Linked DNA regions of Homo sapiens: regions 1 and 2 are each linked to region 3. The links are chromatin contacts, found by Hi-C or POLR2A ChIA-PET in ENCODE. All regions are on one chromosome and are shown on one strand. The core of a region is the stretch at or near the end of the contact, and the rest is flanking DNA. Distances in the headings are between cores, read along the strand shown.

The links. Hi-C counts contacts between places; a loop is a spot of excess contacts on that map. ChIA-PET counts read pairs that join two places held with the same protein, here RNA polymerase II (POLR2A). Pooled maps may share reads with other maps.
Region 1: a loop to region 3 is called in a pooled map, with 2.4 times the contacts of the local background. The contact joins two enhancer-like sites. A Hi-C loop is called at or near these places in 1 of 50 pooled maps. POLR2A ChIA-PET finds 5 or more read pairs at or near these places in 3 of 52 experiments (B cell, HEK293 and Panc1).
Region 2: a loop to region 3 is called in a map of psoas muscle, with 10 times the contacts of the local background. The contact joins the promoter of SGK2 here to the enhancer-like site in region 3. A Hi-C loop is called at or near these places in 1 of 168 maps with a recorded cell type or tissue (psoas muscle) and 4 of 50 pooled maps. POLR2A ChIA-PET finds 5 or more read pairs at or near these places in 2 of 52 experiments (A673 and OCI-LY7).

What each region holds. Positions count from the first base shown.
Region 1 is chr20:44,115,566-44,118,420 of GRCh38, forward strand. It overlaps JPH2 (junctophilin 2), which reads right to left. Exons shown (of 6, transcript NM_020433.5): 4 at 100-821. Among named protein-coding and RNA genes, the nearest start is that of JPH2, 70 kb to the right of the region's middle. RefSeq lists an enhancer at 1,084-1,378. Within about 2 kb of position 1,251, at least 5 of the 41 ENCODE cell types and tissues checked have a DNase peak (open chromatin) inside an H3K27ac peak, as active enhancers do.
Region 2 is chr20:43,557,637-43,560,634 of GRCh38, forward strand. It overlaps SGK2 (serum/glucocorticoid regulated kinase 2), which reads left to right and starts at 1,391. Exons shown (of 13, transcript NM_170693.3): 1 at 1,391-1,523.
Region 3 is chr20:43,841,948-43,844,825 of GRCh38, forward strand. No RefSeq gene overlaps it. Among named protein-coding and RNA genes, the nearest start is that of LINC01728, 51 kb to the right of the region's middle. Within about 2 kb of position 1,629, at least 4 of the 41 ENCODE cell types and tissues checked have a DNase peak (open chromatin) inside an H3K27ac peak, as active enhancers do.

The sequences.
Region 1 (2,855 bases), core at 1-2,500, 270 kb after region 3:
ACCCCAGCAACCCCCAAATCCCCTGCCCCTGAATCCTCCCTCAAGCCCTGCTACCTCTAGGGAACCCGACCTTAGGCACACCTTGCCCGACAGCCTCACCTCTTCCACCTCCACCTCCGCCTCTGCCGCCAGTGCGGCCTCCTTCCGCGCCTTCTTCTTGGCCCCCGCCTTGGTCAGCCCTCGAGCCTCAGTCTTGCGGGCCTTGGCCCTGGGCTCGGCTTTGGGGATGATGGGCTTGGGCTCCAGCTTGGCGGGGGTCTCGCGTGCAGGCTCGGGGCCTCGGAGCGTGGGGGCCTGCAGCGGGGCGGTGGCCGGGGACGAGGGCGCGGACTCGGACCCGGAGACCTCGGGCTCGGGCTGGTCCTCAAAGGGTGGGGGCTCGGGCGGCGTGGTGCGCACAGCATAGCTGTGGTAGCCCTGGTAAAGCGCCACCTCCGGCTCCCGCGACGGCGCAGGCGGTGCCTGCAGAGCCTCGATGGCCATGCGCTCGGTGGCTGGACGCGCGGGGCTGCGGCGGCCCGCGCCCTCGGACGGAGTGACTGACCGGCTGCCCTCACCGCTGGGCTCGCCGTTCCAGGCGCCTGGGCTCAGCAGGCCGTCCTTGGACACCCCGGGCCTGGGCCGCTTGGGCTGCGGGGGCGTCCCGGCCGGTGACGGGGAGCCACCCTCGGGCCGAGGGGTCTCACGCTCGTGCAGCTGCGGGCTCTCGCGGGGCGGCTGTGGGAGGCCCGCTGCGCCGGCGCCCCGGTCGGGGGGCTCCAGCAGGCTCTCCGAGTTCTCCAGGATCTCCTGCAGCAGCCGGCGCTTCTGATATTCCGGACCTGCCAGGGCAACACAGGGAGGCTGGGCTCGAACCCCGCACCACTGTTGGGTGATCCTGGGCCAGCCACTTCACCTCTCGAGCCTCATTCATGGGCTCAGTCGGCACTCACATAGCACTGACCAAGTGCCAGGCACTGTTCCAAGCACTTTCCAAATATTAACTCATCTAATCCCTGTAGTATCCCTATGAAGTTGATGCTACTGTGAACCTCAAAGGGAGGCTCTGAGAGGTTAAATCACTTGCCCAAAGACACACAGCTGTCGAAGGGCAGAGCCAGGACTAGCACCCAGCAGTCTGGCTCCAGAGGCGATGCCCTTTACTTTGGCACGCGTCTCTTTCCATTCCCTTATCTGAAACATGGGCCTGATCATACCTATTTTATAAATACGAATGGAAGGATTGAGAAAATGCATGTCAAAGGCGGAGCTCAGGGCCCCGCACCGGCATAGACCAGCAGGGGGAGCGCTGTGACCAGAAGTGAGGGATCCTCCCAGGCATAGGTTTTCGCTCCTAGGTTTTTCATCAGGCCTCCTTTGGCCTCCTTTCTGCAGCCAGGATCACGTTTAGAAAACACACATCTGATCATGTCATTAACTTAAAAACCCTTCATGGCTGGGCGCGGTGGCTCACGCCTGTAATCCCAGCACTTTGGGAGGCCGAGGCGCGCGGATCACAAGGTCAGGAGATCGAGACGATCCTGGCCAACATAGTGAAATGCTGTCTCTACTAAAAATACAAAAATTAGCTGGGCATGGTGGCGCGTGCCTGTAATCCCAGCTACTCAGGAGGCCGAGGCAGGAGAATTGCTTGAACCAGGGAGTCGGAAGTTGCAGTGAGCTGAGATCGCGCCACTGCACTCCAGCCTGGTGACAGAGCGAGACTCCGTCTCAAAAAAAACAAAAAAACAAAACCTTCATCGCAGAGAATCCCCATCTCTGTCCCTCAGGGGTTCCCACCACTCTATCCATGTGCCAGATCTCTACCAAGGCCGGGAGGTCCTCCTTACTCTGCAGCCTCGATTCTCAGGACCCACAGCCTACTTTGTGATGTGGCTTCCTGGCATGCTGCTCTGTCCGAGTTTCTGTGCCTTTGCACCTCCTCCACTCATCCCACCCAGCGCTATCTGGTACAGCAGCTCTCAAAGTGTGGTCTCAGACTAGCAGTATCCACATCGCCTGATCCTTAGAAATGCACATTCATTCATGGGCTCCACCTGAGACCTACTGAATCAGAAACTCTGGGGGTGGACCCAGCAATCTGTGTCAAATTTGAGACCCACTGACTTGATAGACTCTTGTTCAGCCTGCAAGATTCAGCTCAAATGGCCTCTCCTGAGGGCAGCCTTCTCTAACACTTCCTCTTGCCTAACTGCTTCCTGTGAGCTCCCTCCTCTCCCATTCTAACCGCACAGTGCTCATCCTGCTGTGTGAAATGGAACCATAATCATGAAACAACAGCCACAGTCACTGAGAGCTTACTGAGGACTGGGAATGTACCTTACATGCATTTAATCCATGCACAAAAAAGCAGGCACCATTCTTACTACCATTTTACAGATCAGGAAACTGAGGTTTACAGAGGTTAAACACCTCACTCAAAGTCTCACAGCTGGGAAGCAGCGGAATCAGGGTTTGAATGAATGCAGAGTCTGTTTATGGTACCCCTAGCTCTGTTGTTTTTGTGACTCTCTGCTCCCCTAGATTTTGGAACCCACTTATGTAACCCCAGAGCCTGGTACAGTGCCTGACACATGGACAGTGCTCAATGCTTGACTGAAACTGTTGGGCAAGTGCAAGAAGCCATTTTTCCCTCTCATCCACCAGTGACTTCTCTCCTCTAAGCTTCACCAGCTCCAACTGTCTTCCCTGCTCAGAGCAGAGAGAAAAGACCACTTGGAGTGACTCTGCTGCCCTCCCCTCGAGCTCAGCATGAAGGCAGAGATGTGTCTCCCCACCTACCCCTGCATCATCCCATCCCACATTTGCACCATGCCCCAGTTTCTGAGACTCACGGGCATCCAGGAAACCACTTG
Region 2 (2,998 bases), core at 141-2,640, 280 kb before region 3:
CAGGAGCTCTGGAAAGGGCAGGACCTTGTGCGCTGCCCTGATTTGCTCTGTGCACTTGGGCCAGCTACCTCCCCTATCTGGACCAGGGCCAGACACATGCTGCTATGTGTGTTGGTGGAGGTGGGGTGTGTGGCCATGCAGGGCTCCTCCGGAGCACAGCAGAGCAGCCGGTGTTTAAGGCACCAGAATTACCAGAAAGTTGTTGACATTTTAATGGAAAGGCAATGGAGGAAGCAGTGTGAAAGTCAGCCTGCTCAGGAGGGGTCACTGGGCAGAGCTTTCCTTACCTGTCCAGGGGTCCAGGCCCTGCCTGTGCCCTGAGTTAGAACCCAGGGCCGGCCAGGCGCGGTGGCTCACGCCTGTAATCCCAGCACTTTGGGAGGCCGAGGCGGGCAGATCACAAGGTCAGGAGATCGATACCGTCCTGGCTAATGCAGTGAAACCCCATCTCTACTAAAAATACAAAAATTAGCTGGGCGTGGTGGTGGGCGCCTGTAGTCCCAGCTACTCGGGAGGTTGAGGCCGGAGAATGGCGTGAACCTGGGAGGCGGAGCTTGCAGTGAGCTGAGATCACGCCACTGCACTCCAGCCTGGGTGACAGAGCGAGACTCTGTCTCAAAGAAAAAAAAAAAAGAACCCAGGGCCTGGGAAGCTTTGGGTCAACCCCCGAGAAAGCCTTCCCTGTTCTCCAGGGTGAACTCATCTCTGGTTCCTGAGCCTCAAATCTCTGAAGGGCAGAGTGGGGCATAGGTTTCAACTCAGCTGTGATTCTCCCAGAACGGTGCCAGGGCAGTGCTTGGTCGGGTAGGCTGTGGGTGGCAGTCTTCGGCTTAACACAAGAAATTGCCAGAGGCTGGCTCAGGGGGAAATGAGCTGCCCAGTCCTGGAAGTTTCCATGAAATGACTGAACATAGGGGCTGGTGGCCCCCATTAGGGAAGGGGTGGAGGAGGGTGTTGTGTGAGACCAACCTTTCAGTTGCTGGTTCACTAGGTTCCAAGCGAAAGGGAAGATGACTCAGCGGAGGGAATCAGGGAAGGCTGTGTAGGAGTCAGCACTTAAGCTGGACCTTGAGAGAGTGCGGCAGTTCCAGTGTTGAAAGGGACTTCAGAAACCGTCCCTCCAGCAGGACACACCATCCGTCACCAATTCACATGAGGCTCAGGGAGCTGAAGTCAGTTGCCCATGGTCACATAACAAGTTGTGCTTTAAAAAATTCAGAGAGTCCCCCAGGCAGGGCCCATCCAGGAGCCAGTGTGTGCAGCCAGCTTGGTAATTCAGGTCCAGTGGTTAATTAGTAACTGGAAGGCCCCGAAGCCAGCTTCCAGCAGGCAGGGCTGGGAGGTTGAACTTGAGCCGGTTTGGGAGCCAGGAGCGAGTGGGTGACAGGTCATTCCTGACTGGGAAGGTTGCTTGACAAGTCAGGATTGTGCCTCCAGTCAGAAGGACCATGAAGAGAGAGAAGAGGGCAGAGCCGTGCATGGGGCTGCTCCCCAGGACCTGAGCAGGAACCTGGAGTTTTCAGGTGAGAGGCTCACCTGTGAGCAGGATACCTGCCTGCTCGCCTATTGGTCTCCAGATTGACTAGTTACCTAGCTAACATCTTTCCTAGTACCTGTTTACTTTCTTTCCTTCCTTTCTTCCTTGGCGACTTCTTTCCCTTCTCCCTCCTTCCTTTCCTTCCTTCCCTCCCAACTATCTGCTTTCTCAGCTGCCTAATTTTCTTCCTCCTTAACTAACCAACTTACATCCTCACTTCCTTCCCACTGACTTCATTTTTTCCTTTTCTAGCTTTCTATTGTCTTCCTGAAATTCCAGGCCGTGGGCTTTGCAGTCAGATGGCCTGGGTTCAAATCCTGGTTATGTCATTTATTAACTGTCTTGATCATGTCACTTCCCTGTCCTTGCCTCAGTTTTCTCCTCCTTGAAACAGGGACGATGATAGTTCCTAACCCGTGGGGTTGTGGGAACAAAATAAGATCAAGTTGGCACTTGAACTGGGCAGGCGTGTAAATGAACAAGTTACAGTGAAGACAGGGACAGCAGCAGGAGAGGGTGCATGGGATCGGAGGGTCATCTGGCTTCCAGGAAAGGCAATGAGAACAGGTGAAAAGGTGAGCTGGAAAGACCAGGTTTGTTGGGGAATGTTCCAAGGAGAGAGAACTGTGTGACACTGTCCCACCCCCACACCCCATTTGGCAGGGCCAGGGAGCTGTAAGCAGGTCCATGTAACAGTGGGACAGAGGGAGGCAAGTCTGGGCTGTGGCAAGTTAGGAAAGGGACAGGCTTGAGGACTCATGGAGGGGCTTGAGTGGGAGTTTGCGGAGTCTGAAGAGTTAGGAGAATATATTGATGTCCAGCTTCTGGCCAGAAAATTAGAACACCGTGGTGCGAGAGAGAAGAAAGCCTTAGGAACTGAGGGCTGCTTAGGCATGGGGGTCACAGTCAAGGTGATGGGGGAGGGTGTGATGGGCCATGGGCATGCCAGGTTCCCACCAGGAACTCAGTACTTGAATATTAACTCAACAGCAATATCTTGAGAAGCTTTACACAATAGTACAAAGATAAAAGTTAAAATAACCGGCCGGGTACAGTGGCTCACACCCGTAATCCTAACACTTTGGGAGGCCGAGGCAGGCGGATCACCTGAGGTCAGGAGTTTGAGACCAGCCTAGCCAACATGGTGGAACCTCGTCTCGACTAAAAATACAAAAATTAGCCGAGCGTCGTGACACATGCCCGTAATCCCAGCTATTTGGGAGGCTGAGACAGGAGAATTGCTTGAACCCAGGAGGCGGAGGTTGCAGTGAGCAGAGATTGCGCCACTGCACTCCAGCCTGGGCGACAGAGCGAGACTCCATCTCAAAAAAAAAAAAAAAAAGTTAAAATAACCTAACCTAAGAACCCGCTGTGACCTTGGGTCATGACCCTGCAGTCTTTTTTTGGCAGCTGTGCTCACAAATGTGTACGTGCAGACATGTCTTTTGTTTTTCTTTTACA
Region 3 (2,878 bases), core at 379-2,878:
ATCATTTCAACATGTAATCAAAACAAAATTTGTTTGAAACTTATTCAAACTTATTTTGATATTCTTGGTGGGATTTTTTGTGCGGTCTTAAAAATCCATGTGTATTTTACACTTACAAGACGAGTCACATTTCAAGGGCACAATCACCACATGTAGCTTGTGCTATGACACTGGATAGCACAATTAGGGATTATCTACTCAGAACCCTCATTCAACAGATGGGGAAACTGAGGCCCTGAGTGGGGCAGTGACTGGCCCTGAAGAATGCAGCCTGGCCGCTTTATCCCACAACACCCTGCTGTGTAAGGTATCCAAGGCCCCCATCTACCCCTGCTGTCTGCAGAGTGGCCCCGGCAAAGCTCCATACCTGGCCTTCCAGAAGAGGTGCTGCCCATGCATTAATCAGGCTGGGGGTGGCCTGCAAAGCCTACTCGTCTATCATTCTCTCCTGGGGGTGCATCATTTGGAAGCATCAGGGTTCCCTGCAGGGAGGGAACACTTGAGTCCTCCCCCTTTTCTTACAGCCCCCACATGGGGTGGCTGGAATGCAACCACGTGGAAGCCAGGCAAGGCTGGGACAAGGGGAACATGGTGACTCTATCTCCCTGGTGGGCCTGGTCCTGGGGTCAGGAAATTCATTCTGCCTGCCTTGGTTCTGCCATTAGCTACTGAGGCCAGAGTTCACGGACAGTGGGCAGCTGACCCAGATCCCATATCTCTTCCCAGCTGTGAAAGCTTCTCTGCCAATCAGCCACCAGAGTCTTCAAGGCTAAATAAGAGGTAATGAGTCCGCTAGAAAAATGGGTCAGAGGCCAATTAACTCAGGCTCAGATGTGGCTGAGAGCCTGCTTTAACTATGGCAATGCCTACAGCACGAGGCAGAGCTGGGGGATTGGACCTTTCGAGAGAGGGGTTGAAGATGGAGCCTCAAATGTCTGAGGGGCCCAGGGCTTGCGGGTGAATCAGAGTCCCAGGCCAGCTTCCTGGGGACTTGCTACCTGCCCTGCCACCTGGCCCTTGGAAAGCAGACAAGGGCATATGCCACATACTCAATGCTTTGAGTATCATCTCATTTAACCCTTTCAACAACACGGTGTGAGATGCTGTACAGTGGCTGTCCCCATTTTATAGATGAGGAAACTGAAGTGCAGCAGGGGAGGGAACCTGCCCAGAGTCTCACAGTCAGTAATGGGAGGAGCTGGGATTCACACCCAGGTGAGCTTGACTCTGGGGTAGGGCTAGAAGGTGCACTTTCTGTTATAGTTTCACCCAGGGTCAAAGCCAGGCTCATTTAGGCCAGGCTCTTTCGTGCAGCCAGATGTCTCTCTGAGCTCTTGTTCCAGAGAGCCAGCTGCACTGGGAGGTATCTCTGTAGGTCCTGGGTGCCTCATACCCTCCACACTCAAACCTGAGCTCCCCTGACCTGCCCCTGCCCTGTCCGCCTCATGGAGACAGGAGACTGTCCACATGGAATTAGACTCCCAAAGCCATTCTGATCTCCTGCTGCTCCCTCAACCTCATACGCAGTGATCCATGCAACAAACATACACTGAGCATCTGTGATGTGCCAGGCACTGATCTACGTTCAAAGGAGGAACCAGTGGACAAAATCAACAAACATTCCTACGTTCCATCTCTCAGGGGCTGACTCAAGAGGAAACATGAATAAGCAAATGATGTGCCCCGGGGACTGCCTTGGAGGATGTGGAGCAGGGTGAGGAACTGGGAATCTTGGAGGAGGTTGCAATATTTATTGGGGTAGTCGGAGTGTGCCTTATTGAGAAGCTGACCCTTGAGCAAGATTTTAAAGGATCAAGAGAATGAGTCATGGGGGTATTGAAGGGAAGAGCATTCCAAAGAAGGGGAACAGCCAGTGCAAAGGTCCTGAGGAAGAAATGGCGCTTGCAAGCTCAAGGAATAGCAGAGTGTGGGTGAAGAGGAAGGAGTAGGAAGAGGAGAGAGATCTTAGCAGGAGATGAGGTCAGAGAGAAGACAGGGAGCGGGCAGATCATGCGGGGCCTTGTAGAACAATGCAAGGCCTGGCTTTGACCCTGGGTGAAATGATGCCATCTGATTTACCTTCAAAAAGGCTCACTTGGAGAGGGGAGGCAGGGAGGCCAGTGAGGTGGCTGCAGCCAAATTCAGGTAAGAGAGGAGAGGGTGGCTGGGACCGGGGAGAAGGGGTCAGATTTGAGTGTGTTGTGAAGACCGAGCTGCCAAGGCCTCCTGATGGGTTGGACAGGTTGACAATTGAGAAGGGGGAGTCTGCAGGTGGGGCAGGTTTGGGGAAAGATCAGGAGTCCCGCTTTGGAGCTGTGATGTGGAAAGCCCTCCTAGACATCCCAGTGGAGCTGTTGAGAGAGTCAGGTTTATGGGCTTCCAGATGGGGACAGAGGTCTAGGCTAGAGTGGCTGGCATGTGGGTAGATATGGTCACCAAGGGCTGGCCCCCAGGGCCTTGGGGAGAAGAGGAGGGATGAACAGAGGCAATGAGAAGGAGTAGTTGCAGGGTTGGAGGAGAACTAGGAGAGCTGAGCTGTGCCGGGTCAGGTAAGATGAGGACTGAGCATCGCCCAGGAGACTTAGCGATGTGGAGGTCATCAGGGGCCATGTGGGTGAGGCCTGGCAGGAGATCCTGTGTCTGAGCAATCTATACCTTTTATCCATGTGGCAGGCTGAATAGCAGCCCCCATGAGGTGCCAGGCACTAATCCCTGCAGCCCCTAAATATTGATATTAGCTTATGTGGCAAAATGGTCTTTGTGGCTGTGATAAGGATTTTGAGATAGGAAAATTATCTGCTAATTTATGGGCCCTACATACAATCCTTATAAGAGAGAGGCAGAGGGAGATTTGACACAGACAGACAGATGGCAATGT